2 separate regions of the Homo sapiens genome follow, and region 2 is linked to region 1. Evidence: read pairs that join two places in POLR2A ChIA-PET (ENCODE). Cell type or tissue: K562. All regions are shown on one strand. Links, peaks and the distances in the headings refer to the core of each region. The heading gives the core; the rest is flanking DNA. Region 1 holds the start of TRT-CGT1-1 (tRNA-Thr (anticodon CGT) 1-1). Region 2 has its middle 9.1 kb from the start of TRA-AGC3-1.

Region 1 (16,592 bases), core at 3,001-11,000:
CTAACTTTGGATTCTTGGAGTTTAATCCCAGGAATGTCCTGCTTTGTCATGATGTGTTATCATTTTATAAATGGTTGAATTTGATTTGCTGAATTTTTAAGGATTTTTTTTCTTCTTAGGAGGAACACTGGTTTGCAGTTTCGTTCCTTGTATGGCTTTGTCTGGTTTTGGTATTAGGGTAATGCTGGCCTGATAAGTGAGTTCAGATGTGTGGCCTCCTTTTTTGCTTTCTGAAATAATTTGTGTAAAATTGATATTATTTATTGCTTAAAAAGTTGGTAGAATTTACTTTGGAGCCATCTGGGCCAGATTTTGTTTCTTTGTAAGAATGTTATAAAGCATGGATTTAATTTAGTTAATCGATGTAGGTCTATTTAGGTTATCTATTTCTTCTTGAATACACTTTTTGTGTCTTTCAAGGAGTTTTTCCATTTCATCTATGATGTCAAAGTTATTGGTAAAATACATTCATAACATTTCCTTGTGTCCTTTTGTTATTTGTAGAAGCTCTAGTGATATCTACTCCTTCATTTGTTTCTTTTGTTTTTCTCTGTTAATATATTTTTTATTTTTTAAATATAGAGATGGGGTCTCGGTATGTTGCTCAGGAATTAGTTCGTGAGCCACCATGCCCAGGCTACTGTCATTTGTGATATTTGTGTCTCTTCTCTCTTTTTTTCCTGAAGAGTATGGCTAGAAATGTATCAATTTTGTTAATCTTTTCAAAGAACCAGCTTTTGACGTTATTGTTTTTCCTTATTGTTTTTCAGTTTTCTATTTCATTGGCATTTACTCTAGTATTTTCCTCTTCTGCCTGCTTTGGATTTAATTTGCTTATCTTTTTTACTAAGTTTCTAAGGCAGAAGATGAGAACATTGATTAGAGACATTTCTTCCTTTCTAATATAAATGTTTAATGCTAAAATTATCCCACTAAGTATGGTTTTTGTTGCATCCCACAAATTTTGATATGTTGTATTTTCAGTTTTATTCAGTTTAAAGTGTTTTCTAATTTCTCTGTGATTTCTTCTTTGACTTATGGGTTATTAGAACTCCATGGTTTAATCTCCAGATATGTGTGGCTTTCTCAAATATCTCCAAATGTTATTGATGTTCAGGTTATTTTGCTGTGTACAAGAAAAAACTCTCTGTGATTTTAATCCTTTCAATGATTATGCATATATATATATATACACACACATACACACATTGAAAGAATGTGTATATATATATATTGTCTTCTATGTTATCATATATGTGTGCAGTCACTCAGATAAAGATGTGGACTTCATAGTTTTAAAACATGCCTGAACTTTTTCTTTTTTTTTTTTTTGAGACGGAGTCTCGCTCTGTCGCCCAGGCTGGAGTGCAGTGGCGGGATCTCGGCTCACTGCAAGCTCCGCCTCCCGGGTTCACGCCATTCTCCTGCCTCAGCCTCCCAAGTAGCTGGGACTACAGGCGCCCGCCACTACGCCCGGCTAATTTTTTGTATTTTTAGTAGAGACGGGGTTTCACCGTTTTAGCCGGGATGGTCTCGATCTCCTGACCTCGTGATCCGCCCGCCTCGGCCTCCCAAAGTGCTGGGATTACAGGCGTGAGCCACTATGCCTGGCCAGAAATTTACTTTGAAAGTCTTTTTAGGCCGGACTTGTTGGCTGGACATGGTGTCCTGCGTCTATAGTCCCCAGTTACTTGGGAGGCTGAGGTGGGAGGATCGCTTGAGGCTGGGGGGTGGAGGTTGCTGTGAGCTGAGATCACACCACTGCACTCCAGCCTGGGAAGCAAAGTCAGACTCTCTAAAGCATACCCCAAGACAAAGGATGTGCCTTAATGAGTATGTGATTTATTGAGGAAATGATCCTCTGGATGGGGAAGAACAAGTAACAAAACAAAGATGTGGTCTCACATAAAGTCTAGCTTTGGCCTGACCCATGAGACAGGGGCTCTGGAATATAAATTGCATAGCAGAGTGGTCACTGAGTCAAGGGACTTGACTTTTATACTCCTTCCCCCATCCGTCAGTTATTAGCTGCTGGGAATGGAATGGTGGTGTAATCTACTAGATGTCTCCAAACAGCCAAGGGCGATTCATGGGACAACTTCACAGAGTTACACCATTGTGGGGATAGGTGTGTAACTTCCCAAGGAGTCCTTCCTGTCCACTGCACCCAGAAAGACCACAACATTGCAGTAAAGAAAGAGTTTAATAGACACGAGGTCGGCCATGCCCCATGGGAGATGGCGTTAGTACTCAAATTATCTCCCTGAAGGCATGGAGGTTATGGGTTTTTCAAAGACAGTTTGGTGGGCAGGGGACCAGGGTAGGGGGCAAGCTGATTGGTTGGGTTGGAGATGAAATCATGGGGAATTGAGGCTGTCCTCTCATGCTGAGTCAGTTCCTGGGTGGAGGCCACAGGATGGGTTGGCGGGTCCAGGTGAGGACACGTGGTTGTCAGAAATGCAAAAACCTGAAAAGACATCACCATATTGTAGGTTGTGCAATAGTGATGTTATCTGCAAGAGTAATTGGGGAAGTTGCAAATCATATTACCTCCAGAATAATGGCTGGTAGTTATTTAGAATTCAGACCCTTCTCATCCTCTAACTTGGTGGCCTTTCATTAGTTTTATAAGAACAGTTTAGTCTTTGGGAAGGGGTATTACCATTTAAATTATAAACTAAATTTCTCCAAAAATTAGTTTGGCCCATGCCCAGGAATGAGCAAAGACAACCAACCAGTGAGGCTGGGAACAAGATGAAGTCAGCATGCCAGATTTCTCTTACTGTCATAATTTTGCAATGGCTGTTTCAGGTGTAGTGGCCTGTAAAAAACAAACTAGGAAGAAGAAAAAGAATTGAGAGGGTTTCCAAGATTCTGTGCTACTGTAAAACAACTAAAGAAGTGGAATACCCTAGGTTTGTAATTTTAAGTTGAGGTGTGAATATCCCAGATGTCATCTGTTATTTAGGAAAAATAATAGATTTCATTTACTTGCTAGTATAAATCACTAATTTTGTTTTAATGTTTTGTGTTAGTTTCCTAGGGTTGTCATAACAAATTACCACAAACTGGGTGGCTTAAAGTGATAGGAAATTACTTTCTCACAGTTCTGGAAGCCAGAAGTCTAAAATCAAGATGTGGACAGCGTCATGCTCCTTTAAAAGCTCTTGGGAAGAACCCTTCCTTGCCTCTTTCAACTGTGATGATTGCCAGAGATCCTTGGTGTTCCTGTAACCACCTAACAGGTTCCCCTTGCCTGCTGCCTAGACACAACCAACTTATCAAGACAGGGGAACTGCAATAGAGAAAGAGTTTAATTCATGCAGAGGAGTACAGGAGACTGGAGTTTTATTATTCCTTAAATCAGTCTCCCCCAAAACATGGGGATTGGGGTTTTTAAGGATAATTTGGTGGGTAGGGTTTAGTGAGTTGGGAGTGCTGATTGGTTGGGTCAGAGATGAAAGCATAGTGAGTTGAAGCTGTCTTCTTGTGCTGAGTCAGTTCCTAGGTGGGGCCACAAGATCAGATGAGCCAGTTTACTGACCTGGGTGGTACAGCTGATCCATTGAGTGTAGGGTTTACAATAGAATAGTGATGTTATCCCCAGTAGCAATTTGGGGAGTGTCAGAATCTTGTAGCCTCCAGCCGCATGACTCCTAAACCATAATTTCTAATCTTGTGGCTAATTTGTTAGTCCTACAAAAGCAGTCTAGTCCCTAGGCAGGAAGGGGGTTTGCTTTGGGAAAGGGCTGTTATCATCCTGTTTCAAAGTTAAACTATAAACTAAGTTCCTCCCAAAGTTACTGCAGCTTACACCCAGGAATGAACAAGGACAGCTTGGAGGTTAGAAGCAAGATGGAGTCAGTTAGGTCAGATCTCTTTTACTGTAATAATTTTCTCAGTTATAATTTTGCAATGGCAGTCTCACTCCTTGGCTTGTGGCCAGTAACTGCAATCTCTGCCTCCATCTTCACAGGGCCGTCTTCCCACTATGTCTGTGTCTCTGTGTCCAAACCTCCCTCTCTTCGAGTAAAGATCCCAGTCACTGGATTATGCCCCACCCTAATCCAGAATGACCTCATCATAACTTGATTACTTCTGCAAAGACCCTAGAAAGGCAGATTTATTAGAGAAAGTATGAAAATAGGTTGCAAGAAAGCAATGGCTAAATCAGCATGAGAGAAGCTGACTGCAAAGAAACAAAGGCTTGCTGGAGACTTTACAGAATAGGGTTTATGCTGTAAACTGAAGAGGGCTTTGTGCAGTACTGATAATGCCAAAGTTGAAATGAACTGCCTTGCAGGTGTGTGGTGATAGTTGAGCACAGGAAGATTGTGAGTTGTTTGTACAAGAGGGCTATGTGTCCTGGACCATGAAGAAAGGCAGACTTATAGCTTATCTGCTTTCTGTTCTTGCTTTCCCTTGGTCCCGCCAGTCTGACTCCTTTTCCCAATTAGGACTCCACAGTTAACTTGGTCCATGCCCAGAAATGAGAGAAGACAGCCAGCCCATGAGGCTAGAAGCAAGATGGAGTCAGCCACAGCCATGTCAGATTTATGCTACTGTCATAGGTTTGCAAAGGCAGTTTCAGAGTAAAAGGATTAAACACTTGTCCCTAATTGTTCAATAAATAAGAAAAATTATAAAAAGCAACAATATAGTGAACTTTATTGCTTGTTTAGGTGCCAAATATCCTTCTAAAATATTTTGTATACTTACTCAACAAGCTCTCCCATCAACTATATTAGGTAGGCTTATTACTATTTCCATTCCACATGTGAAGAAAGTGATGCCCATGGAGCTAGAGCAATTTGCTAAAGGTCCCTTAGCCATCAAATGTAGCAGCTGAGGTTTGAATACAGCCGATGTGACCTAGTTCAACAAGGTCCCAATCAAAATGAACAGCAGTGAGGTCCAAACATAGGGACAATTTTCCAATGTTTTACGTTGCTACTTATGATACTTAGAGTAACATAGTAGCCACATTGTGAATATTTCTCATTAAAAAGTAAAAAAACAGGCCAAGCGCGGTGGCTCACACCTGTAATCCCAGCACTTTGGGAGGCTGAGGCAGGCGGATCACTTGAGGCAGGAATTGGAGACCAGCCGGGCCAACATGGTGAAACCCTGTCTCTAATGAAAATACAAAAATTAGCTGGGCGTGGTGGTGCACACCTGTAATCCCAGCAATTCTGGAGGCTGAGGCATGAGAATCGCTACTGCACTGGAGCCTGGGTGACAGAGCGAGATTCCATCTCAAAAAAAAAAAAAAAAAAGGCAAGCATGCCCCTGCAAATGTCCTAATTTTTGTTTGTAGCTACTAATGGGTTTGTTGTTCATTAATTTCTTATCTTATGAATTCAATTATAGAGCTGGAGATTTTTAGAATCTAGAGAGATTTTATTTATCTGCATGCCTACAACAGTTATCTACATGCTTTAAACTGTAACACATTGTAAGTGCTCAAAAACATTTTACCACAGTTTAAAGCAAGACATACGAAATTGATTGAGGTGGGTCACATGCATTATTCTTTCGCACTTTTTGCATTTGCATTGTCTTCCTCCTAAAAATTTACTTTTTAAAAGTAAGGAATCTGAGCAGGATGCAGTTAAACAACTTGGGATTTATCCAGTTGTGTTCTACTGCTGTTAAGTTTGGTGAGAATGTTTGGCAATTAGTGGGAGGACGCAGTTCTTCGTCAAGAAAACAATTTTCAGAAACAGCTGATTTTCTCTGGAAAACATCAGGCCCCACTGGGAGTCGAACCCAGGATCTCCTGTTTACGAGACAGGCGCTTTAACCAACTAAGCCATAGAGCCACGCGGAAGCACTCTTTAGAGGTGAATCTATCTCATTTTACTTTGACAAAATGAGTTTAGTTAGTTATCTGCTGTCTTCAAAAAATATGTCAACTCGAGAAACACTTCATTTCCTCAGTATCTTTTGAAGACATACGAATACACGGGGAAACGTATTCGGCAGTCTACAGTGTCAAAGGATTTTTCTATTAATCCAAGAAAGAGCATTACAGAAAGCTATACAATACGTGAAGACGATTAAAAGGAATATATCTATACATAATTTTAAAAAACCTTTGAATCTTGAAAGTCACTCACTTAGGGTACGTGAAGCTGCCAAATTTATCAGAGAAGGAACAGGCATCTCTCGCATGGAGCCGTGGGCCTCGGCGTTAAGGCACTCTTCAGCTACAGGTGGCAGCCCGTTTAGCTCTTCTTAAGGTCTTGTGATGTCATTTTCAAGAGGCCAGTAAAGTTCTGTGTCACGTGGGGCCTCTCAGGAGGGGTGCGGAGGTGGGGGAGGGGCGGGGAGCAGGACTCCACTGCTTTGGCCTCAAGGAGTTTGGTCGACACTTGAAGACTGACCAAGAAAAAGTAATTTGTCCCAGTTTTCTCCCACCCTTTGTTTTCTTCTGCTCCTCTTGGGCTTGTTTTTTTTTTGGGGGGGGGGGTTCTTTCTTTTTTCTTTTCTTTTTTTTTTTTTTTTCCCGCAGTAAGTTCTGAAAATCGCCTCCCAGAGGAGATAACGCGTTCTCCTCTGTAACCCGTCCTTCCACGTCCCGGTGGTGGGGGGGGGGGTCCCGGTTCTCATTCTTTCGGGGACCTGCAAGGAGCCCCGCCCGCAGGCTTTGAACCGATTTCGGCTCCGCGTCCAGGAGCAGGCCCTACGTAGGGCCGGGGGAATTCAGGTGCGTCTGCGGGGCCCAGGGCACCCAGGGCAGGCGGGGACTGAGACGACTGAGGGTTGAGGGACAAGGAGGTTGGGACTGGGGAGGGGAGACCCGGGACCCGCCCAGAACGCTTTCGTGGGGTTGGAGAGGGCAGGACACAGCCTCTCTGGGCCCGGTAGTATGCGAAGACACGCATAACGCAAAAGGATTCCCGTCCTGGACTTTGGGAATTAAGGCCCTGAACACATTGAGCAAAAAGTAGATCTGTCTGTACAGACGTTTCTTTCCACGTCTTTCATAGTAAGGACTTTATTAAAAAGCAGGCACTCGAATCCTAGGTGGGTAGATGGGAGGCTGGGGCTGGGGATGGGGACGTCCTCTGTTTTCTGGTTGTGCACATTAAAAATAACTCTCTGCTGCCTACTCCTAAACGCAGCCGGCAAAAATGAGACGTCAACTAAGCGCCGTTTCAGTCCCAGAGCCAGGTCGTCCATGGGGGTTTTCAAGCGTTTTCTCGATGACTGATTTTTCTAGAAGCGAATGGATTTTATTCTCCCAGGTGTAAAGGCTACCTCCTGCTTCACACCCGGGTAACATAAAAGACAGCGCTGGGACCGAAACTCGGGTCTCCTGGGTCCTGGTTGGCTGGAGAGAGGGGCAATGAACGTCCCGAAAAGAATTCTGTCTTTTCTCAATATCTGGGAGGACTCATAACAGGGTAGATAATCAGGATGGATGTTTGGCAGGTGGGAATCTTTGAGACGGTCTGTGCACACAATTTTAACTCTACTTTTGCCAGTTTGGAGGACATGAAATTCCTGATGAGTGTATGTTAAAAGGGAATAGAGAAGGTAATATACACAACGTTCTAAAATAATTGCTTTTCGTGGAGGCAAAGTGGCTAAGCAGTCCAAAGCGCTGGATGAAGGCTCTAATCTCTTGGGGTGTGGAGGTTCTAGCCTGTTTAGCCACAGAAGTCATGAAACCACTATGTGGTATTTGTTAAATAATGAGTTTTGATACTTAAAATAAAATGGAATTATTGGAGTGAATTTTGTTTGGTTCTGTTGAATTTGTTATTCTTACACACACTAGCCAGATTCTACTTATTTGTGGGCGGCAAGCCACCCAGGCACCGAGGCAAGAGACAGAGGACACGAGCTGTTCCAGTATAATAAAATATAAAACAAGAATAGTTATACCAAATATAGATCTTAGATATGATTATATATGAAAATCATTAATCATTAGTTTGTAGCAATTACTTTTTATTCCAATATTATAATAATCCTCGCTCTATAATCATAGCCTAGGAAAAACCAGGCCTTACAGAGATAGGAGTTGAGGGAACATAGTGAGGTGTGACCAGAAGACAAGAGTGCGAGCCTTCTGTTATGCCCGGACAGGGCCAGCAGAAGGGCTCCTTGGTCTAGCGGTAACGCCAGCGTCTGGGAAGACGCCCGTTGCCGAGCGGACGGTGGTCTAGCAGAAGCCTCAGTGTCAAGAAAAAACACCGGCTGCTTAGCAGACCGGAAAAGGGAGTCTCCCTCTCCCCGGGGGAGTTTAGAGAAGACTCTGCTCTTCCACTTCTTGTGGAGGGCCTGACATTAGTCAGGCTCGCCCGCAGTTATCCGGAGGCCTAACCGTCTCCCTGTGATGCTGTGCTTCAGTGGTCACACTCCTAGTCCGCCTTCATGTTCCATCCTGTACACCTGGCTCTGCCTTCTAGATAGCAGAAGTAAATTAGTGAAAGTACTAATAGTCCCTGATATGCAGAAATAATGGCGTAAGCTGTCTTTCTCTCTGTCTCCTCTCCCTCTTTGCCTCAGCTGCCAGGCAGGGAAGGGCCCCCTGTCCAGTGGACACGTGACCCACGTGACCTTACCTATCATTGGAGATGACTCACATTCTTTACCCTGCCCCTTCTGCCTTGTATCCAATAAGTAACAGCGCAGCCAGACATTCGGGGCCACTACCGGTCTCCGCGCATTGGTGGTAGTGGTCCTCCGGGCCCAGCTGTCTTTTCTTTTATCTGTCTTGCGTCTTTATTTCTACACTTTCTCGTCGCTGCACACAGGGAGAGACCCACTGACCCTGTGGGGCTGGTCCGTACACTTATTAACATTTTATTTGATATGTTGATCTTTGGATGTATGAATTTGATTGTTCTCATTTGATTTGTTTTGTTTTTACTTTGGGTTCTATTTATGTCAGGTTTTGGTAACCTTAATGAATGGATTAGGCAGTTTTCCACTTCTTATGCCCTGAAACTTTTCAACCCAGAAGAGTTACCTGATCCTTGACAATTTGACAGCACTTGGCCTAAGAGAATGGGGCCTTTTCATGGGGCTTAGAAATGGAAAGAGACTTTTGACAGCCTCTTCATCTATTACCGTGGTTATTATTCTGTGAGGATGTGTCATTTGAGTGTGTCATATAGTGCCTCTGATTCTCAGTTGCTTATTTGTTGAGAGATAATGATACTGAATATTAAATGACTTACTGCTTTTAAAATTCTAGTATGATGCCTGGGCCATGCAAGCCTTCAATCAATGTTATTTATTATTATCACATCAATATTGGTAATTTATATTGTCCTAAATCCTATCTCATTCACTATGCTTAGATTATCAGGGATTATCAGATACAGAGGTAGAAAGTTGTAAAAAAATGCTTTTTATTTGAGATACACATCTCATCTCTATTTGTAAATGTGTCTTCTTCACTAATTTTGAATTCTAAGTTTATATTTTCCCTTAGACATTCCACAGATTTGTATTTCAGTTTTATTTACAAAAAAAACTTTCTTAGCTCTCCTAGCATGTAAACAGATTTTCTCTGTTGATTCCTTTCTTCTGCTTTCATTTGGTATGTTTTGTTGGTCTTTTACTTGCTTCTGAAGAGAAATACTCACCAGCATTTCAGTCATTTAAAGTCTTTCTCATTTACTTAAAAAATGCACTTAAGTTACAAATGTTCCCCTCTGACCTGCTTTTGTAGCATTCCACAGTAATGATATATGTTGTCTTATTGACATTCTATTATACCTGGCCTGTAATTTTAGTTTTGATTTTCTCTTTGAGCAAAGATATTTTTAGAAGCATTTGACATTAAGTATAACATTTTATACTTTTCTGATTATATTTTGATGCTGATTTCTATCTCTATTTTCTAGCACAGTATTAATTTTCTAAATTAAAAAGTATTTTGATATTTTCTTATTAGATCATTGTATAGTCAATTCTTTAATTTCTTTGGGCAATTTAAAAATTGTGTTTTCTCTATAAAGAATTTTATGATATCTATCAGGTCAATGTTTTATTCTTATTTGTCTTTTATAATATTACTTATTTCTTTGTCCACTGATATTTCTTGAACTTAGAGCAATAAATTGAAGTCAATTACTAAATTGTCTCTGCCTTTCTACTTGTGTCTCCACTGAATTTCTGCTGAATGAAAGTTGCTGCTTTATTTTGAGCATGAATATCAAAAAAACCAAAAATCTTTACCTCCACTTAAACTGTAATTTTTAGCATTTTGCAGTACCCTTCTTTGTTTTATTTAATGAGTGTTGTCCAAAATCCCACCTCACATGATTTTAAATCCTTGAGTCCTTTCTTTTTGTGAGTTTGCCTGATATTTTTGTCTGTTCTTTATTTTCAAACTTCCTGATTGTTTCCAAGCCTGTGGGTAAGTAGCAAGCTGTGGGGAGGCAGTGTGACAAGGTATATGCAGGAAACAAAGAGCTCAGAGAGACTAGTTTTTTTATTTTCACAGCATTTTAAAAGCCAATGACCCTAATTAAGAGATACTTAATCTTCCACTGGTTTATGTGGTCATAGTGAAAATTACAGTTGAGATATTGAATATAGCAAATGTGTAGCTCTGTGGAGAAATTGTGGCACTGGAATCTCTGATTCTAGCCAAGAACTTCCCAGAGGCATGAGTAAAATGTTCCCAACTTGAAAATCTAGTGCAAGTAGAAGATTCAATCTTTTAATGTTGATGTTTTCTAGGTTCCATATTTGGTTGCCCTTTTTTCTGAGATGGTATTCAAAGGAATATTCCACACACTCATATCTTTGAACCTTTCAAAATACTTCCAAATATCTTGCATATTTGGAATACTGATAACTTCCAAATATCTTGCATAAAACTTTTTAGAATGCCATATGATTATAGCCAACTGCCTACAAGACATTTCCACCTTAGTATCTCATAGACACCGTGGACTCATCAAGTTCCTCCTATTATTGCTTTTCTTTTTGAGTAGCACCACAACCTAGTCTGTTAAAGTGAAAACTGTGTGATTACTGTAGATGACTCTCTTTGTCCCCTCATGCATTTTTTTCATCAGGTGAATATGATGTAACTGCTGTTTAGATTCAAATAGTGATCCTTCCCTAACTAGCCATGGCAATTAGTATGATATTCTAAGCAGAACCTGCTGTTGTGAAAACATAATTTGATGGAATTGAGAGTTTTTGCTATTCAGTTAAACTCTTAGTGAGTCAAATATGCCAAATGTAAAGTTCTATTTTTAATTTAATATTTGTTTTGTCTCTCGAGAAGCTTTTATTCTAAACAGAGAGATACAAATCTGATGTTTTGATGCACACATTAAAAAATCTGAATCAAGTTTGGCATAAAGAGATACTTAAATTTGCCAAAATACTTATGAGAAATAATCATAAATGATGGCATATATTATGCCAAATTTATTTTTTTTTGCATGAAGGGAATTGTGGAAATTGACCTGATTAGTTTGGACTGTCAAGAGCAGAGTTGAACCATAATCCCCACAGCACCTCAAAATCCTGAGACAAGCTTTTCATCCCCCACATGAATACTGTTTTCTGTCCCTTCTGTCCCCCAACTAATGGGGCCCCTTAAAATGTAGGATGGGTTTGAGCTTTGGTTCTTAACAAAGGACCCAGTTATGGAGGATCTGGAAGTCTTTTTTTCCCCCTGGGCCTTATACCCCATACATATAATGCAAGGCCCACATCAGTTATCCATTCACTCTTAAATTGAGAGAAGACAAGTTAGAAAAAAGCGTTGAAAGTTTGTTTATATTTGGGACTTAGATAGGGTCTGTGAAAATGCAGTGCTGGTTTAGGAAGGCATGAAGTGGCTGGTTTCAGAATTCCTTGACAGCAGACATTGAGAGCTTGGTTTTTACATAATGTTGCAAATTATGAATATAGATTGAAGCCAGAAGGTACTCATGTGCCCTTATAACTCTTAAAATACAGTGATTTATGCAAATTTACTTTTTCAACTTTTTTTTTTTTTTTTAACAGAGTCTCGCTCTGTCAGCCAGGCTGGAGTGCAGTGGCGCAATCTCGGCTCACTGCAACCTCCACCTCCCGAGTTCAAGAGAGTCTCCTGCCTCAGCTTCCCAAGTAGCAGGGATTACAGGCACCTGCCAACATACCTGGCTAATTTTTGTATTTTTTAGTGGAGACGGGGTTTCGCCATGTTGGCCAGGCTGGTCTCAAACTCCTGACCTCAGGTGATCTGCCTGCCCCGGCCTCCTAAAGCGCTGGGATTGCAGGCATGAGCCACCATGCCTGGCCAATTTTTTAAACTTTATATTAGGCTTTTAAAATAGATTATTAAAGCCATTAATAATTCCTCTCCTCCTTTGGTGGGAAGTTACAGTCTGAGGACTCAATTTTTCTCTAATAAGAGGATAGAAAAATTGAATGTCATTTAGTTTTGATTACCATTCATCTTTCTGCTCCTTTCCAAATAACACTATTGTTTGTTCCATCATATATTCTATTTATTCTATCTGTAACATATCTTCCATGTTACTAATGTACTTGTATGTGTATTTAACACAACTTATGAATTCTGCTTCTGTCTCACAAGCTACTTATTAATTTATGTATAGTTAACACATCTTCTGAATTTTGCCTTATCTTGTAAGCTATTAGCTTACGTACTATCTATATTGGTTTTATCCATCCAATTTGTTTTCCTATTTCCTATATCTGAATATAATAAAATCATACAGCAAACTCATATTTCAGGAGCCATTGAACTTAGAACTCTTTGTTTTTGGAAGGGGAGCCCTAGAAAGTCAGTATTCTGAATAGAAATGACTCTGAGGCTCTACAGATAAAGATAAAGCTCTCTTTGCCAGGTGTAGAGTGTCTTCAAACATAACTTATTAGGTGATAATTCCATTTCTATTAACTTGTCTGGCTGGAGGCAAAGAAATACAGAGGAAATTGGAAAGAGAGAAAAGAATAAAGACCTGGAAAAAGGGAAGATCCTTGAGTTATCTTTGCCTTAGTTCCTCTGAAGTTATAATCTAAAAATTGGTATAAGCTCTACATACACTCTAGGTGGCACTCTGAGGTTATAAAATGGTTCATATGGTGAGTTGAGGCCACTGTGTTTTGTTTCATTTTATTTTATTTTATTTTGAGACAGGGTCTCACTCTGTCACCCAGGCTGGAGTACATGGTGCAATCTCTGGTCAATGGAGCCTCGACCTCCTGAGTTCAAGTAATCCTCCCACCTCAGCCTCCTTAGTAGCTGGGACTATAGGTGTGTGCCACCACACCTGGCTAATTTTATTTTTTGTAGGGATGGGGTCTCACTATGTTGCTCAGTCTCAAACTCCTGCCTTGGCCTCCCAACGTGTTGGGATAACAGGCATGAGCCACCACTCCTGACCCCACTGTATTTCAAAGGCCAAAAGGAGTCCAAAAGAATTAAAACTGGTTTTCTTTTCCCTTTACAAGGAATCAAGAAAAGGTAGACAGTCAATATGGTTTCATAAGGAAAATTTTAGAGGGGCATGGAATCCCTATCCAGGAACTTCACAGAGATTCAAAGAAAAGAAAGTTTGTAAACTAACACTTGAAAGAGCAAGAGAAAACTTGCAATCAGAGCAATGCCAGCTGGAGGTCAGGAAGGGAAGCGGTAAAGAAAGAAGAGAAAATGAGAACTTTTTATTTTACTCCAAATCACAATGTATTTGAAAATATATATTAAAGAAAGATTATTTTGGCACTTGATAAAGTGCTAGTAAAGACTAAGACTACTGCAATTAGCGAGAGAGACTGAACTCAATGGGGACAAATGGGGATTTAAAGCCAACAGGCAGAGTGAAGGTGTCGTAGATGATGGAAAATTACTAAGCACAGATATCAAAAGGAGGAAGAGTCTTGCTAAACTGGCCTAACAGGATTCTTGCTAATGGTAGGCTAAGGACTTAGAAATTAAGGGTAGAGGATTAATAATCTGTGCAGATACCAGACTTGGGGAGATTCTCAGTAAACTGATAGAAGGAGTCTTGCTGAAGGTAGTCAAAAGCCAAGGCCTACTTGAGAAGGCTAAAAGAAAAGACTGTGTTTCTATACTCTCACAATACTTCTGACACCATATGTGTGGGTTTTCCACTCCAAGCAATTCTCCAATTCTGCAGACACAAACTGGGTGTTGACACTGCAACTCAATTCTGACACTAACTACCTGTAATTAGTGCAGACCCTATAGGTGAAGGGCTCAGTTCCACAAGACTGCCCCCCACTTCACATGTCAATCATAAGTCCCAGGTTGTCACTCATATTTCTGACCAACTGCTGTAAATTGAGGGTTCCTATGACCTCCCCCTGAAGTTTGACAATTTGTTATAACAACTCACAAGACTCAGGGAAACATTTACTTACGTTCATCAGTTTATTATAAAGGATATGACAAAGGATATAGATGAAGAGATACACTTGGCAAGGTATGGGGAGGAATATAGAGCTTTCGTGTCTTCTCTGGGGGCACCACACTCCCAATAACTCCGTGTGTTCACTAGCCCAGAAGCTCTATGAGTTCTGTTGTTTAGGAGTTTTATGGAGATTTCATTACACAAGCATGATGGATTAAATCATTGGCTTTTGATGACTGGGTCAATTATCAGCTCCTCTGCCCTCCTCAGAAGTGGGCTGGGGTGCTGAAAGTTCCAAATCTTTAATCGCCATGGATGGTTTCTCTGGCAACCAGACCTCACTCTGAAGCTATCTGGGGACTTTCAGCCACCAGTCATCTCATTAACATACACAAAGACAGTTATTATTTAGGAGATTCCACGGGTCTTAAAAGCTCTTGTGTTGGGAACCAGGGACTAAGACCAAATGTAACAAAAGAACCTCTTATCATCCCTATCACTCAGGAAGTTACAAGGATTTTAGAAGCTCTGTGCCACGAGTTGGGAGGAAAGACCAAATAAACATATTTCTTATGATGTCACAAAGGCTCAGAGAACCCTGACTAAAGTTGGGTCAAGGAGGGAGTCTTTGTCAGATAACACATATTGAATTTGGACCTAAATGAAGATGATGTGGATCAGAGACTGAGGAAACTAATAAACCAAGGGCATGGCTGGATTGTCCATGTTAACCCTGGGGGCACCTAAGGACTGAGTGGGAGGCAGTGTGGCTTGATTGTGCAGAGCAGTCAGTAGCCACATGAAGTACAAGAGAAGTTCTCCTTACTCATCCTATGTCAAAATGACAATATTTTCTGCAAATTCTCCATTCCTTAGAGCAGTGGTCCTCAAACTTTAGCATGTATTAGGATCAACTGGAAGCCTTTTGAAAACAGACTGCTGGACCTACCCCAGGGCTTCTGGGTCAGTGAGCCCAGGAGAGATATGAAAACTGCATTTCTAAGTTCTCAAGTGATGCTACTGCTGCTGGCCAGAGGACTATGCTTTGAGAATCAATTTCCTAGAGACAGAAGTCAAGAAAGGGAAAATGATGACTGATTGTCAAGGTCCTTTTCTCAGGGCCTCTACTCGAGATTTCCCTCAATAATGACTCATTTGTGGAGGGTAATAGGTGGTCTCCACAGCCTTACCCAGATGGGCTTTACTGGGCTAGTGCCTGCATCTCCACTTGCTGTGAGTTTTGGCTGCTAATGGCTCAGAGCTGCTCCTTCTCCAGGGTATTAACTCTCAGTGGCCACCTTCTCCAAAGAATTTTCTTCAGCCAAAGGGAGCCACCTCGCCTGGGAGTTTATGCCTCTAGAGTTCAAGGGTGGGCCCATAAGCCAATGACTGACTCACATGGGCTACAAGAGGCTATGTCTCATCCTTCAAGATGGGACTGATTATAGTGTGATTTTTTCTGAAGCTAAGCTCCAGCAGAAATTGCATTTTAATTCTCTCTTTTCCTGGCCTTATCCTGCTTCACAGATTCCCTTCTTCTGAGACCATTCTTTCAATAAGCTATATGTGCCTCAATTCTTGTCTCAGATTCTGTTTATGGAGAACAGAAGCCAAGTCAAGAGGTGTTCATAAGACCACAGAAGCAATATTTGATGTGCTCTGGGATAGACTGTGTCCTACTTCTCATATTTTGAGAATTCACCTCCCAGAATTAACACGGGTACTCTCCAAGGCTAAGAGCCACCTGTGTCCACACAGTCCACAGAAAATATATTACATCCACAGACTAACTGCCACAGGGGAGACCACAGTGGTTTATTACCTCCTGCTATGGGCTGCTTTGCAAATCTGGGAATAGGTTGATTAGAGAGGGTCTGAGTCCTGGTTTTCTAGGACCTTAGAACCTTCCCGTCCTGCCTGAGAACTCTCTCCAAAAGTTTTGTGATCAGTGGAGCCTTAATGATTCTAGATGCCTGGTAGGTTGTTTGTGGGGTAGTGGATTTATGGACCCAATTAGCTCTAGTGTACCTGATTTGCGTAATAAGTTGTGGGAACTTCTGGTTAGAAGAAAAAAGTTCCACAGCAATAATAGTGCCTGTGATGGTAATGATGATAATCACCTGATAGTAACCTTTTAACTACTATGACAGACTGGAGCTCCTTAGACACTCCTGAGAAGTCGACCCACTTCCAGAAGGTTCTAAGTGTAACTTTCGTTGGGGA
Region 2 (16,592 bases), core at 3,355-11,354, 130 kb after region 1:
AGAGTCCTCTGAGGAGGAAAGCCTCCTAATTGCCATCATGTTCCCATGCTCAGAGCGAGACCCGCTCTCTTATCTGTAAACACTGCGTTCAAGGAGAAAGACACTCCTTTGAAATACTGGAATGTGGACAGACTCCAAGTTAAGCCCGCTCCCACTAGCTACTCTCCGATAAGTTAAAGATATGCTATTTGAGCACAAAGGAGATTCATTTAAACCGCTATTGCTATAGATAACGGCTATGACGCACTGCCACCTTTTCACTGTTTCGCCCTGAACATCTGCTTCTTAGATCTAAGTTATTGTATTCTATAAATAGTGTGGAGACCAGAGGTCTGAGCCTTTTGCAGCCTCCATTTTGCAACTGACCCCCTGGCTCCCCACCTTTACTCTTGTCTCTTCTCAATCCTTTGTCGCCACCGGACTTTGGGTACCCTACGGGTGGTGTTGAGGCTGGTCCCCAACACATGTTGAACTCATTTTACAAACACATTTAACTAGATGACCACCTCCACTGCCCCAACACAAAAAAGTATCCCACGACACCTACACATGTTAATCAATCCAAATCAAAGGTGATTTGCCTACGCCAGAGCTAGTATGAAATATTGATTAAATACATAATATGAGAGGAAAGAAACCAGTTTTTCCCTTTTTAACTTACTGATTTCTAGAAATTATGTTTTATTCTGATAAATTATTCTGTATAATATATAATGTTAATAGATGTTTATGAGGCTGGGCATGGTGGCTTACACCTGTAATCCCAGAAATTTGAAAAGCTGAGGCAGGAGAATTGCTTGAGCCCAGGAGTTCTAGACCAGCCTGGGCAACATAGAGAGATGATGTCTCTTTTAAATTAGCAGGGCATGGTGGTGCATGCCTGTATTCCCAGCTAGCTACTTGGGAGGCTGAGGCAGGAGAATCGCTTGAGCCCAGGAGGTTAAGACTGCAGTGAGCTGTGATTGTGCCACTGCACTCCAGCCTCGGAAAACAGAGCGAAACACTGTCTGAAAAAAAAGCGGGGGTTGGGGGGAGGGCGCTGTTCATGGTATGTATTCCCATTTAAGTCTATTTATGGTATTTTGGGATCAAATACATTTAAATTGTTTTTCATGACAAGACAAGGATATTCATTATCTTCACTACTACTTAACATTGTAATGGAGGTATTAGCTGAAGCATTTAGACATGAAAAAGTAATTAAAGGATTAACTATTGGATAGAATGGGATAAAGCTATCTATGTATCTTGGTAGGATTATATATCTGGAAGCCACCCCTCAAATGAAAAACTTACTATAGAGAATTTGGTAAAGAAGCTGGTTGCAAAGTTAACATAAACATATACACTCATACACACACACAAAATAGCTTTTCCATATTCAACCTTTGGAGGTTTTTGAATATCAGTTTTATTTTGAAAGCTAACACATGAAGGAAAAGAATCAAGCATTTATCCTATCTCTCCTGTATGGAATGTATTTCAGGATAAACATATAGTTGATGAGGGAAAGATTTTTCTTCTCAGGAAATAACAGCTAATGAATGCAGGAGAGATTATAAAACTACAACATTTTGCAACTGGTATTGCTATAACACATCCAGGTCACAATTGGCAATGGCTGCTATAACCATGAGGTGAAATTGGATGAAGGACTCTAGAATGGTTGGATTAGGCTGATGTCACCTAAAACCAAAGCTAAATTTTATATCATCAAATGTGAGACAACCACATATCATGTAACCCATAATAAAGTAAAGTAGAACATACCCAGGACCACAATAAATACTTGTGTTGAAAATTAAATTTCTATAATCAAATAGATAAAAACCATTTGTTTAGAGTAAATATTGGAGATACAGCAATGTGTTTAATAACATTATAATGATGCAATCAGCTAAATCCAGAATGTGGAAAATTCTCCTGGACAAACTGACCTTCAAGAAATAAATGGCATGGAGTCCAGGCAAGTTGGCACATGCCTGGAATCCCAGTGCTTTGGGAGGTGAGGTGGGCTGATCACTTGAGTTTGGGAGTTCGAGACCAGCCTAGCAACAGGGTGCAACGCCGTCTTTACTAAAAATACAAAAATTAGCCGGGCATGGTGGCAGGCGCCTGTAATCCCAACTACTCAGGAGGCTGAGGTACAAGAATGGCTTAAAGCCAGTAAGGCTTTTTTCCCCCCAGGTTTTTAAAATAACCTTAATTTTTTTAAACAGGTAATATGTGCATTATAGTAAATTAAAAAACACAAGAGGCCAAGCATGGTGGCTCACGCCTGTAATCCCTGCACTTTGGGAGGCAGAGGTGGGTGGATCACCTGAGGTCAGGAGTTCGAGACCAGCCTGGCCAACATGATGAAACTCCGTCTCTACTAAAAATACAACAAATTAGCTGGGTGTGGTGGCGTGTGCCTGTAATCCCAGCTACTCAGGAGGCTGAGGCAGGAGAATTGCTTGAACCTGGGAGGTGGAGGTTGCAGTGAGCCGAGATCGCACCACTGCACTCCAGCCTGGGCAATAAGAACAAAACTCTGAAAAAAGAAAGAAAGAGAGAGAGATGGAGGGAAGGAAGGAAGGAAGGAGAAAAAAGTAAAACACAAGAAACAAAGAACAAAGTCATCCACAATCACAAGTAGTTTATACTTTGATGTGTCCTTCTAGGTCCTGTGTGTGTAGACATAACATCCAGTTATATGGGATTGAGATTCTACAGTATATAGTATATATTATGCTTTTTTACACATCATAAATATTTACCAATTCAGAATTGCAAAGCTATATGAGTATTCTGATAACCAAGAATATACAGCACCAACTCAGTCTGTTAGAAAAACAATGTAATCTTGCTTTTTTTGGGACAAAAATTTTATAGAAGGCAAAAATGGAGACATGCCTCTAGATAAAAGCATTAGCAGAGTTCTGATTAAAATACTGCATTCCCTTAGTGCTCAATTTAAAATAAAACATAAAGCAACTGAATACACTAAGTATAATATTTCTAAGAGAATTCATTAACAGATCTATACCATTAAAATATTAGCAAGAAGATATGTTTCCTTTTAATTACTTCATGTATTCCTATAGTACAGCCAAAAGAGATGCACATACACCAATGGCTATCGTCAAAATGGAAATATGGACACATCTGCATTCATCTCTCCCTTTATACTTCCTTCTGCCTCTCTACTGCTAACCTGATGAACAAGTCCTGGTATACACTACCCAGTGGTGGTTTCACAATTCCATGTCCAAGATACATCTTTTCTAAAGATGTTTACTGAAAAGTAAAGTGCTCATATAGACCTATGGTTATCATCTAAAACCATGTTCTAGATAATGGAGATACTAGCAAAGAGCCCTTCCCTTCAACTTTCCTCTTTTCCCTCTTCCACCGTCCAGGTGGCTATGTCCAGCTCCAAGAGGTGGATTAACAAAGGTCACTCCTGGAAGACAGGCCTTCCTAAAAACTAACAAAAGGATATAAATGGATTGTTTTACTACCTCTACTTCCAACACACTTTGAGCAAAAGGACTTGCATTTTAATATACAACAATATTAACTAAAATGCACATATAGAACAATGGTTAGACCATCTGAACTAATCTAACTCACCTGCACAGAACTCTTCCCTCTACATACTTCTTCCCCACAACTTGCCACTACCCAGTGAAAAGTCAGTGTACTCTCCAAAACCTCAAGTTTAACAATTCCATTCCCAAATACAACCACTCCTAGACAATTTTGGTGAAAGGTGTTACTTTAGTATCTACTTTTAACCTATGTTGTGTGCTTTTACACATCTAGAAAGACAAGATGTTTCAAATAGGAGTTGTTTTCCACTGTATATACAGTAGCAGTGAATAAATGGTGCATATACATAACACAGGCTATAATTTAAAAGTGTCTTCTAAATAGGAACATTACGGCCTAGAATCGTTTCCCTTCTCACCTCTAAATTAACCCTATGGACAGGTATGAGCATCCAGAAGAGGAATAAGCATCCAGTTAGAGATTTTAACAATTTCACTTCTGTGGGGTTTTTCTTGTTTTTTTGTTGTTTTTTTTTTTGAGATGGAGTCTCACTCTGTTTCCCAGGCTGGAGTGCAGTGGCGCGATCTCAGCTCACTGCAACCTCTGCCTCCCAGCTTCAAGCGATTCTCCTGAGTAGCATCCTGAGTAGCTGGGACTACAGGCGTGTGCCACCATGTGCCCGGCTAATTTTTTTTTATTTTTAGTAGAGGCGGGGTTTCATCGTGTTAGCCAGGATGGTCTCGATTTCCTGAGCTCGTGATCTGCCTGCCTCAGCCTCCCAAAGTGCTGGGATTACAGGCGTGAGCCACTGGGCCCTGATCACTTCTGTGTTTTTAAGAACACTCTGTGAATTTTAACATAAGGTGTACTCAATGTATCAGTTTACTAACTCTACTTTTGTCATACACTAGCAACCTCCTTAACATCTGGAAAGACTAGATGTTGTAAATTAGGACTCGTTTGTGCATTTATATACACTATATACACAGCATAGTAAAAGACCATAAACACACTGGTATAAAACCCTTTGCACTTTCTTCTCCTTCCTCCCTGAACCAGCACAAATATAATAATGTGTACTGCTCAGGGAATTAGTTTGATCAGTTTTCAAAAGACAATATTTCATACGAATCAAAACGGTATCTACAATGCATTTTGTGCATTTCTAAACATTTAGAAAGCCTAGATGTTTCAATTAAGGACTTAAGTTTGTCCACTATATACATAGTAGTGTTGAATAAACCACACACATGTAACAGTGGTTATATCTGAAAGTGTCTTCTAAATTGAAACATTCTATTCTAGAATCCTTAATTTCTTCCCACTCCTCTCCACCACAAACTCAGTGGATATAGGCACTTGTGTCACTTAGCTGATGTTATCATTTCACTTCCAAAAGTCCTTTTCAGGAGACAGTCTTTAAATGAATTTTAACACAAAGTGTACAAAATGGGTTAGTTTATTAACACTACTTTTGTCATACACTGGCAATCTCTTTAATATCTAGAGACTAGATGTTACAAAATTGACTAGATATTATAAAATTTAATATATAGAGACTGTATATTATAAAATATACACTCAACAACTCATTTGTCCAGTATATACACAATATGCGCAGTATAGCAAAGTTAAATGAAAAGCACATAACATATAAGGCAATGGATAAGCTGAAATTTTCTAGTACACACTAGCAAAACACCTTTTGCAGTTTCTTTCCTCCTACCTCCCTCAACTCAACGAACAAGTAGAGAGCACACTGTTCAGAGAGGTGGTTTAACAATTCCACTTCCAAATACAGTATTTCCCATCAGTCTTTAAAAGCTATTTACAAAGTGTTATTCAACTACTTCTGCTTTTAAATACATCAAGCACTTCTAAATAGCTGAAAAGACTAGATATTTCATATAACTTTTCCACCATGTATACAGCACTGTTAAATAAAATTGCATACATGTAACAATGGTTATAATCTGAGGTATCTTCCAAATATGATCATTTTAGTCTTGAACCATTCCCTCCTCACTTCCTTCTCTCTGCCTTCAATTCAGTGGACATGTACAGGCACATGTAATGCTTAGAGATGGTTGAACAAATTAGTATCCAAAAGTCATTTACAGAAGACAAGCTTTCCTATGAATTTCAACACAAAGTGTACAAAATGAGCTAATTTTACTGAGTACTTTGTCATACACTGGCAACCTCTAACATCTAAGGGACTAGATGTTGCAAAATTATGACTCATTTGTTTATTATAAACTTTATACACAGCAAAACAAAATCCACAAAACATACAGAAAAATGGTGTCTAAAAAGTCCAAGTATAAGCACACTAGCATATTACCTTTTGCAATATCTTCCCTCCCACTTCCACTAAACCATTAAACAAGTATAGACACTACTATACCACTCACAGGGGCGGTTTAACAATTCCACTTTCTTTTCTTTTCTTTTTTTTTTTTTTAGATGGAGTTTCGCTCTTGTTGCCCAGGATGGAGCGCAATGGCGTGATCTTGGCTCACTGCAACCTCTGCCTCCCAGGTTCAAGCGATTCTCCTGCTTCAGCCTCCCAAGAAGCTGGGAATACAGGCATGTACCACCACGCCCAGCTGATTTTGTATTTTTAGTAGAGACAGAGTTTCACCATGTTGACCATGGCTGGTTTCAAACTCCTGACCTCAGGTGATCCACCCGCCTCGGCCTCCCAAAGTGCTGGGATTACAGGCGTGAGCCACCGCGCCTGGCAACAATTCCACTTTCAAAAGACACTATTTCTTATGAATTTTAGCAAAAAGATATTTTTAAGTGATTATTTTACTCTTACATTAGAGGTTAAATGTTACCTGTACATTTAACATATGCTGGGCACTTCTAAACATCTAGATAGGCTAGATGTTTCAGGTAAGGAGTATATTTGTTGTCCACTATATACAGAGCAGTTTTCTTTTTTCTTTTCTTTTTTTTGGAGGCAGGGTCTTGCTCCATCACCCAGGCTGGAGTGCAGTGGTGTGATCTTGGCTCACTGCAACCTCCGCCTCCCTGGTTCAAGTGATTCTCCTGTCTCAGCCTCCCAAGTAGCTGGGATTACAGGCATGCATCACCACACCCAGCTAATTTTTGTATTTTTAGTAGAGATGGGGTTTCACCATGTTGGCCAGGCTGGTCTTGAACTCCTGGCCTCAAGCAATCCACCCACCTCAGCCTCCCAAAGTGCTGGGATTACAGGTGTGAGCCATCGTGCTGGTCCTGCAAAGCAGTCTTGAATAAACTGTACACATGTAACAATAGTTAAAATCTGAAAGAATCTTCCAAATAAAAATATTCCAGCCTAGAACCCTTCCCATCTCAGTCAACCCAGTGGCCAGTAATGCTCAGATTTTCAGAAGACAATTTTCCCAAGGAATTTTAAAACAATATGTTCAAGATATATTAGTTTACTAACTCTACTTTTGTCATATACTGGAAACCTCTTTAATGTCTAGAAAGTCTAGATGTAAATTAGGACTTGTTTTCCTCTATAAACACTGTATACACAGATAAGGAAAACAAAGTGCACAGACATGAGAGACAATAGTTAATCTTGCCTCACCGTAAGCACACTGGTGGCATAGAGCTCTCTGCACAGCCTCCTTCTCCTCCTGCCCTGAACCAGTGCATAAACACAATGTTTGTTACTGAACTGGTGGTTGGCCATTCCCCTCTCAAAACATTTCATATGAATTTTAACCAAAAGATATTTACAAAATGTAATATTTTACTATCTCTAAATTTAACACGTATTAGACACTTCAGACCATCTAGAAAGACTAGACATTTCCGGGAGCAGTGGCTCAGGCCTGTAATCCCAGCACTTTGAGAGGCCGAGGTGGGCGGATCATTTGAGGTCAGGAGTTCAAAACCAGCCTCGCCAACATGGTGAAACTCGTTTCTACTAAAAATACAAAAATTAGTAGGGCATGGTGGTGCGCGCCTGTAATCTCAGCTACTTGGGAGACTGAGGCAGGAGAATCACTTGTACGTGGGAAGTGAGCCATGATCGCGCCACTGCACTCCAGCCTAGGCAACAGAGAGAGACTCCATCTCAAAAAAAAAAAAAAAAAGACTAGACATTTCAAAAAGTACTTGGAGTTGTCAACTACATATACAGTAGTGAGGAATAAAATGCACACGGAAGACAACGATTATAATATGTAAACGTCTTCTAAATATGACCAGTCTGGCATAGGACCTTCTTCTCGTCCTTCTCAGATCTTCTCCATGTCCTAGTCTAACCCACTGAACAAACGTGTATGTGTCTGCTCCAGAGGTGATGCAACATCTCCATTTCAAAAAGTCATCTCCAGAAGATGTTTATTTTCTACGATTTTTTTAAACAAATGGGAATTTACAAGATGTGTGATATTCTTAGTCTATCATACATCGGCAGCTTCTTTACATCTGGAGGGGCTAGATGTGGCAAATGTTTTCTTGTAAAAGTTTTCGGGGAAGCTGAGAGTAGCTTTCTCACCTTATACACTCGGGCCTTCTATAAACGCTGGTACATCTTCCCAAAGCGTGGTGGGCATCTCCAAAGCGCCAAATGTGGCTTGTTACTCCATTTCTCTCTTCCCACATCAAGGTCTGGTAGAAGGAAGGCCAACCGCCCCATGGCCGTTACCGTTCTACTCGTCCTCATCCGGGACTGCGCTGACCTTCTGGCCGTTAAAGCCGTTATCCACTGTTATCAGGACCAGGTAGTCTCGCCCAACTGGGACAGAGCGGTCGCCCGAGGACCGGATCTGCGCGGCGCAGTGGCCTAAAAAGGAGGCCGAGCCAGTCCCTAGCTCCGCCTTCCCGGGCCCTGCGCCCTAGTGGCCTCTGCGCGGTTCTTCCCGACCCGCAAACACGCCGCCACCCAAAGCCTCTGTGTCCCGGCGGCCACCCGGTCACCGAGGTGTGAGGAGAGGTTCCCCGCTGCTTCAAGTCGGGGCCCGACGGGTTGGAGCCGAGGCCCCGGCTCTGCTGGAGCTCCAGAGCCCGAGTCTTTCTTAAGAGGCAAAGCTTTCTTAAGAGGCAAAGCGCGGGAACTGACGTCGGGGTAGGGCGTGCAGGGCGGCATACTTAGTTACTCTGGTTATCTTGAGTTAATGAGCCACCCTGTCGTCTGGCCGGAGGCAAGAGACTGTAAATCGATTGATTGTTCAACATTCCTTCCCAAAGTGGGACACTCGGCAACCTTGGTTGTCTCCTAAGGTCAGTTCCTGGAATTCTTTTAAATGCATAGTTCTAACATTATGGCGTCAGTGAGGCAGTGGGGTAGGTTTTGTGATCAGTGGAGATGCATGAAGGAATGCCCTAGTGGGGGTAGCCTGCAGCCAAGCCCCCTTTCTACTCTGCCTCATTTTATTCTATTTTTATTTCAGGTAGATTTAAGGTAATCATGGTCTTCCCTTCTCTTCCACAGCAGTTTGTAGAAGGCTCCTCTCTTATTTATTTTGTTTATTTATTTATTTATTTATTTGAGATGGTGTCTCTGTCACCCAGGCATGCAGTGGCACCCAGGCATGCAGTGGCATGCACTGGCATGATCTTGGCTCACTGCAACCTCCGCCTCCCGGGTTCAAGCGATTCTTTTGCTTCTGCTTCCTGAGTAGCTGGGATTACAGGCGCACACCATCACACCCAGCTAATTTTTTATATTTTTAGTAGAGACGGGGTTTCACCATGTTGGCCAGGCTGGCTTCGAACTCCTGACCTAAAGTGATCTGCCCGCCTCAGCCTCCCAAAGTGCTGGGATTACAGGTGTGAGCCACAGCGCCTGGCCTATCTATCTATTTATTTATTTATTTATCTCGGCTCACTGGTGCCCGACCTCTTAGGCGCAGGTGATTCTCCCACCTCAGCCTTCTGAATAGCTGGGACTATAGACGTGCACCACCATGCCCGGCTAATTTTTTTGTATTTGTTGTAGAAATGGGGTTTCCCCATGTTGCCCAGACTGGTCTCCAAGAGCCTCCCACCTGGGCCTCCCAAAGTGTTGGGATTACAGGCATGAGCCACGGGCGCTCCGCCTATTTGTTCCTTTTAAAAAATCTAATTTTCCCTTTCTTGTCTCAGATTTCTCCCATAATTTGAATGTATTTAATGTGCCTTTTTATTTGTATGTCTTATTGTAACTTGTGTTGCTTTTGTGCATATATTTTTATATATGTAAATAATGTGATTTATAGAGTTCAGTATTATTTCTTACTCTTTAAACATGATGTTTTGTATGTTACTACATGTATATTTTCTTCATTGTTTCTAATTGTTTCTGGCCAAACTAAGGGTCTGGCTGCTGTTTCTCTATGCTCAATAACGAGATGCAGATGAACTGGGGAGGAAGAGAGTTTTTATTCCTGTAACTGCTTACAGGAAGAAGGCCTGGAAATTATTGCCAGACCAACTCAAAATGTCAAAGTTTTCCAGAGCTTATATACCTTTTAAGCTATATGTCTATGTGTAAGTGTGCATTCATCTAAAGACATAAGTGATTAACTTCTTTCAATCTATAACTAAGGTCTCAGTCTTGAAGACTTTCCTCTGGAGCCTCAGTAAGATTACTTAATCTAAATGAGTCTAGGTGCTGGGGTGATTACCCTTAGCTTGTCCCCTGCTAAATCAAGGTTTGGGGAGTTCCTTCAGACCTCCAGTAAACTTGTTTGTGGAGGCCTGGTGAGTTTCTTCAGACTCCCAATAAAACTTGTTTAATCCTAAATGCGTCCTGTTAAGAACTCCTTCGTTATTTTGTCATGCTATAAGGCCCACGAAAGTCCTAGGCAAAACTCTGAGGGGCTTTTGTTACATTCCAGCCTTTGTATAAGGGCACTGGCTTGTCTTAGCTTTTAATATTTAACTTAACCAGTCAGTCAGTACTGAAACAGTTGTGATACAGGCCTGAGTTGGTGAAACCTGGCCTGCCACATAGTGGATGCAGAGTAGTTCACGTGTAGGTCTACCACTATGATATTTTGAAATAAGAAATACAGACCAGCACAGTGGCTTACGCCTGTAATCCCAGCACTTTGGGAGGCCGAGGCGGGAGAATTGCTTGAGCCTAGGAGTTCAGAGACCAGCCTAGGCAACTCCGTCTCTACCAAAAATAATTTCTTTAAAAATTAGCCGTGGCTGGCTGTGCGCACCTGTAGTCCCAGCTATTTGGGGGGCTGCAGTGGGACATCGCTTCAGCCTGGGAGATCAAGGCTGCAGTGAGTTACAGTCATACCACTGCACTCCAGGCTGGGTGACAGAGACCCTCTCTCAAAAAAAAAAAAAGAAAAGAAATATATATTTTATAGATATGTGTGTGTGTGTATATATATATATATAATATGTGTATGTGTATTATGTTCGTGTGTGTGTGTATACATATATACACACACACACACAATATGTCTGTGCCCCTGGTTACTGACATAGAACTTCTGAAACCCTTAGGTGGGCAGTAGGAAAATCTTTTGTTCTAATGTTTGATCTTTGCCCCAGTTCCTGACACAGAGCTCCTAAGACCTTTTTTTCTAATGAGGAGACTCTTGGTGGGCTCCTGGATAGCCTCAGGAACTGGTTGTCAGGGAAACCAACCATGTGATCAGAGGGATAGAACTTTCAGCTCCAACCCCAAACCTCCAGGGAGAAGAGAGGCATTAAAGGCTGAGTTGATCACCAATGACCAATGATTTAACCAGTCATGCCTATGTAATGAAGCCTCCATAAAAACCCAGAAGGACAGAGTTTATAATAATATATATAGATGATATATGCTAATATATAAATATGTATATAAATAAAAATGTAATATATAAATATCTGATAATAAATGATGCAATAAAAATATTTCCTCATGTCCCTGTACATGTATGTGTAAGAATTTTCTTACAATTTTCCACATATACACAGGAGCATAGTGGCTTGGTGTCACAGGTTAGATTATCTGTGAAGTAGACCTTGAGATAGAGTTGTTTTGTTTTGTTCTGTTTTGTTTTGTTATTTTTGAGACAAGGTCTCACTCTGTCACCCAGGCTGGAGTGCAATGGCGCGATCCCTGCTTACTACAACCTCTACCTCCCAGATTCAAGCGATTCTCGTGCCTCAGCCTCCTGAGTAGGTAGGATTACAGGCTCACCCCACCATGCCCAGCTAATTTTTTTTTTTTTTTGTATTTTTTTTGGTAGAGACGGAGTTTCACCATGTTGGCCAGGCTGGTCTCGAACTCCTGACCTCAAGTGATCTGCCCGTCTCAGCCTCCCAATAGGCATGAGCCACTGTGCCCAGCGAGATAGAGTTTAATGTGCAGGATGTTTATTACGCAGTTTCTTTGAGATCCACATCTGTGGAAGGCAGAGAGTAGACTCAAGATTGAGAAGAAGTCAAGCTAGGATGCATGCAAGGTAGGATGCATGCCTGACAGCCTCAGCTAACACTATGGGGAGGTCTGAGGCTAAGTGGTCCATCTGCTCCACTTTGGGCCCTTAATACTCTTGCCCCTTCGGCTGGGTGCAGTGGCTCACGCCTGTAATCCCAGCACTTTGGGAGGCCGAGGAGGGCACATCACCTGAGGTGGGGAGTTCGAGACCAGCCTGACCAACATGGAGAAACCCTGTGTCTACAAAATTAGCCAGGCGTGGTGGTGCATGCCTGTAATCCCAGCTACTTGGGAAGCTGAGGCAAGAGAATTGCTTGAACCCAGGAGGCAGAGGTTGCGGTGAGCCAAGATCGCACCATTGCATTTCAGCCTGGGCAACAAGAGTGAAACTCCGTCTCCAAATATATATATATATATTCTTGCCCCTTCACTCATTTGATATGAACAGCCTCAAAAAGGATGTGATCTTGGGCAGGCAGCTCTGCAGCTGAAACAATCCCTGAAAGTCCTGACAGTTGTGGATCGTCTGCTGAATGCACTTGTAATAGCTGAAGCAACAACTAGTCCTTCCTTGCAGGTAGATTTGGGCAGAGCATCTGTGTCTATTACATTTGGTCATAGAGAATGTGTTAACATGATTGCCTAAATACTAGCCGATTTCTCTAAGGATGGCTGTGTATTATTCTGCACTTTACCCAGAAGTGCAAACCAAAAACAAACAAATAGAAAGTCAAATAAGGACATAAACAGGCATTTACAAAAAGAAAAGATACAAGAGGCTAATGAGGATGTGAAGATGCAGTATTCGTTAGTAATCAACAATAAATAACAATAAAACTTCATTTTACACTACTGAAACAAGCAAAAGTTAGAAGTCTCAACAATTTCATAGCAAAAACAAATGAACAAAAAGGTTACCTACAGAATGGGAGGGAATATTTGCACATCATATACCTGTAAAGGAGCTAATTTCCAAAATATATAAAGGACTCATAAAACACAATAGCAAAAAAAGGAGTACAAACAAAAACCAAATAACCTAATTAAACAATGGGCAAAAAACTGGAACACATATTCCTCCAAAAAAGACATACAAATAACCAACAAGTATATAAAAAGATGCTCAACATCATTAATTATCAGGAAAATGCAAATCAAAACTACAAAGACATGTCACTTCATACTTGTAGAGATGGCTATTATAAAAAACAACAAAGATAACAAGTGTTGGCAAGGATGTGGAGAAATTGAAACCCCTGTACACTTGTTAGTGGGAATGTAAAATAGTGAAGCAGCAATGGAAAACAATATGAAGGTTCTTCCAAAAATTAAAAATAAGACTACCGGATGGCCAAATAGGAACAGCTCCGGTCTACAGCTCCCAGCGTGAGCGACGCAGAAGACGGGTGATTTCTGCATTTCAATCTGAGGTACCGGGTTCATCTCACTAGGGAGTGCCAGACAGTGGGCGCAGGACAGTGGGTGCAGCGCACCGTGTGCAAGCCGAAGCAGGGCGAGGCATTGCCTCACTGGGGAAGTGCAAGGGGTCAGGGAGTTCCCTTTCCTAGTCAAAGAAAGGGGTGACAGACGGCACCTGGAAAATCGGGTCACTACCACCCCAATACTGCGCTTTTCCGACGGGCTTAAAAAACGGCACACCAGGAGACTATATCCCGCACCTGGCTCGGAGGGTCCTACGCCCACGGAGTCTCGCTGATTGCTAGCACAGCAGTCTGAGATCAAACTGCAAGGTGGCAGCGAGGCTGGGGGAGGGGCGCCCGCCATTGCCCAGGCTTGCTTAGGTAAACAAAGCAGCCGGGAAGCTCCAACTGGGTGGAGCCCACCACAGCTCAAGGAGGCCTGCCTCCCTCTGTAGGCTCCACCTCTGGGGGCAGGACACAGACAAACAAAAAGACAGCAGTAACCTCTGCCGACTTAAATGTCCCTGTCTGACAGCTTTGAAGAGAGCAGTGGTTCTCCCAGCACGCAGCTGGAGATCTGAGAACAGGCAGACTGCCTCCTCAAGTGGGTCCCTGACCCCTGACCCCCGAGCAGCCTAACTGGGAGGCACCCCCCAGTAGGGGCAGACTGACACCTCACACGGCCGGGTACTCCTCTGAGACAAAACTTCCAGAGGAACGATCAGACAGCAGCATTCGCGGTTCATGAAAATCCGCTGTTCTGCAGCCACCGCTGCTGGTACCCAGGCAAACAGGGTCTAGAGTGGACCTTTAGCAAACTCCAACAGACCTGCAGCTGAGGGTCCTGTCTGTTAGAAGGAAAACTAACAAACAGAAAGGACATCCACACCAAAAACCCATCTGTACATCACCATCATCAAAGACCAAAAGTAGATAAAACCACAAAGATGGGGAAAAAACAGAGCAGAAAAACTGGAAACTCTAAAAAGCAGAGCGCCTCTCCTCCTCCAAAGGAACGCAGTTCCTCACCAGCAATGGAACAAAGCTGGACGGAGAATGACTTTGACGAGTTGAGAGAAGAAGGCTTCAGACGATCAAACTACTCCGAGCTACAGGAGGAAATTCAAACCAAAGGCAAAGAAGTTGAAAACTTTGAAAAAAATTTAGAAGAATGTATAACTAGAATAACCAATACAGAGAAGTGCTTAAAGGAGCTGATGGAGCTGAAAGCCAAGGCTCGAGAACTACGTGAAGAATGCAGAAGCCTCAGGAGCTGATGCGATCAACTGGAAGAAAGGGTATCAGTGATGGAAGATGAAATGAATGAAATGAAGGGAGAAGGGAAGTTTAGAGAAAAAAGAATAAAAAGAAACAAACAAAGCCTCCAAGAAATATGGGACTATGTGAAAAGACCAAATCTACGTCTGATTGGTGCACCTGAAAGTGACTGGGAGAATGGAACCAAGTTGGAAAACACTCTTCAGGATATTATCCAGGAGAACTTCCCCAATCTAGCAAGGCAGGCCAACATTCAGATTCAGGAAATACACAGATTCAGAACGCCACAAAGATACTCCACGAGAAGAGCAACTCCAAGACACATAATTGTCAGATTCACCAAAGTTGAAATGAAGGAAAAAATGTTAAGGGCAGCCAGAGAGAAAGGTCAGGTTACCCACAAAGGGAAGCCCATCAGACTAACAGTGGATCTCTCGGCAGAAACTCTACAAGCCAGAAGAGAGTGGGGGCCAATATTCAACATTCTTAAAGAAAAGAAGTTTCAACCCAGAATTTCATATCCAGCCAAATTAAGCTTCATAAGTGAAGGAGAATAAAATACTTTACAGACAAGCAAATGCTGAGAGATTTTGTCACCACCAGGCCTGCCCTAAAAGAGCTCCTGTAGGAAGCACTAAACATGGAAAGGAACAACCAGTACCAGCCACTGCAAAATCATGCCAAATTGTAAAGACCATCGAGGCTAGGAAGAAACGGCATCAACTAATGAGCAAAATAACCAGCTAACATCATAATGACAGGATCAAATTCACACATAACAATATTAACTTTAAATGTAAATGGACTAAATTCTCCAATTAAAAGACACAGACTGGCAAATTGGATAAAGAATCAAGACCCATCAGTGTGCTGTATTCAGGAAACCCATCTCACGTGCAGAGACACACATAGGCTCAAAATAAAAGGATGGAGGAAGATCTACCAAGCAAGTGGAAAACAAAAAAAGGCAGGGGTTGCAATCCTAGTCTCTGATAAAACAGACTTTAAACCAACAAAGATCAAAAGAGACAAAGAAGGCCATTACATAATGGTAAAGGGATCAATTCAACAAGAAGAGCTAACTATCCTAAATATATATGCACCCAATACAGGAGCACCCAGATTCATAAAGCAAGTCCTGAGTGACCTACAAAGAGACTTAGACTCCCACACAATAATAATGGGAGACTTTAACACCCCCCTGTCAACATTAGACAGATCAATGAGACAGAAAGTTAACAAGGATACCCAGTAATTGAACTCAGCTCTGCACCAAGCGGACCTAATAGACATCTACAGAACTCTCCACCCCGAATCAACAGAATATACATTTTTTCCAGCACCACACCACACCTATTCCAAAATTGACTGCATAGTTGGAAGTAAAGCTCTCGTCAGCAATTGTAAAATATCAGAAATTATAACAAACTGTCTCTCAGACCACAGTGCAATCAAAGTAGAACTCAGGATTAAGAAACTCACTCAAAACCGCTCAACTACATGGAAACTGAACAACCTGCTCCTGAATGACTACTGGGTACATAACGAAATGAACGCAGAAATAAAGATGTTCTTTAAAACCAACAAGAACAAAGACACAACATACCAGAATCTCTGGGACACATTCAAAGCAGTGTGTAGAGGGAAATTTATAGCACTAAATGCCCACAAGAGAAAGCAGGAAAGATCCAAAATTGACACCCTAACATCACAATTAAAAGAACTAGAAAAGCAAGAGCAAACACATTCAAAAGCTAGCAGAAGGCAAGAAATAACTAAAATCAGAGCAGAACTGAAGGAAATAGAGATACAAAAAACCCTTCAAAAAATTAATAAATCCAGGAGCTGGTTTTTTGAAAGGATCAACAAAATTGATAGACTGCTAGCAAGACTAATAAAGAAGAAAAGAGAGAAGAATCAAATAGATGCAATAAAAAATGATAAAGGGGATATCACCACCGATCCCACAGAAATACAAA

The links. ChIA-PET counts read pairs that join two places held together with the same protein. Peaks named below come from ENCODE experiments on the same cell type or tissue, not always from the same donor. Only the 100,000 strongest peaks of a DNase experiment are listed, where the experiment ranks them.
Region 2: POLR2A ChIA-PET joins it to region 1 with 10 read pairs; 3 of 35 experiments call an interaction of 5 or more read pairs at or near these places.

The regions. Positions count from the first base shown.
Region 1 is chr6:28,483,245-28,499,836 of GRCh38, forward strand. TRT-CGT1-1 (tRNA-Thr (anticodon CGT) 1-1) reads right to left here and starts at 5,822; the gene lies at 5,749-5,822. It overlaps LOC124901294 (a long non-coding RNA gene), which reads right to left and starts at 6,246. Exons shown (of 2, transcript XR_007059537.1): 1 at 6,120-6,246; 2 at 2,185-2,467. LOC124901295 (a long non-coding RNA gene) reads left to right here and starts at 6,486. Exons shown (of 2, transcript XR_007059538.1): 1 at 6,486-6,709; 2 at 7,128-7,743. In K562, for the core only: no CTCF peak of the experiment used is centred there; DNase peaks (open chromatin) are centred at 5,787, 6,297, 6,787 and 7,107; H3K4me3 peaks cover 3,052 bases.
Region 2 is chr6:28,607,984-28,624,575 of GRCh38, forward strand. It overlaps a transcript of SCAND3 not described here. Among named protein-coding and RNA genes, the nearest start is that of TRA-AGC3-1, 9.1 kb to the left of the region's middle. In K562, for the core only: a CTCF peak has its summit at 8,356; DNase peaks (open chromatin) are centred at 7,168, 7,808 and 8,318; H3K4me3 peaks cover 4,302 bases.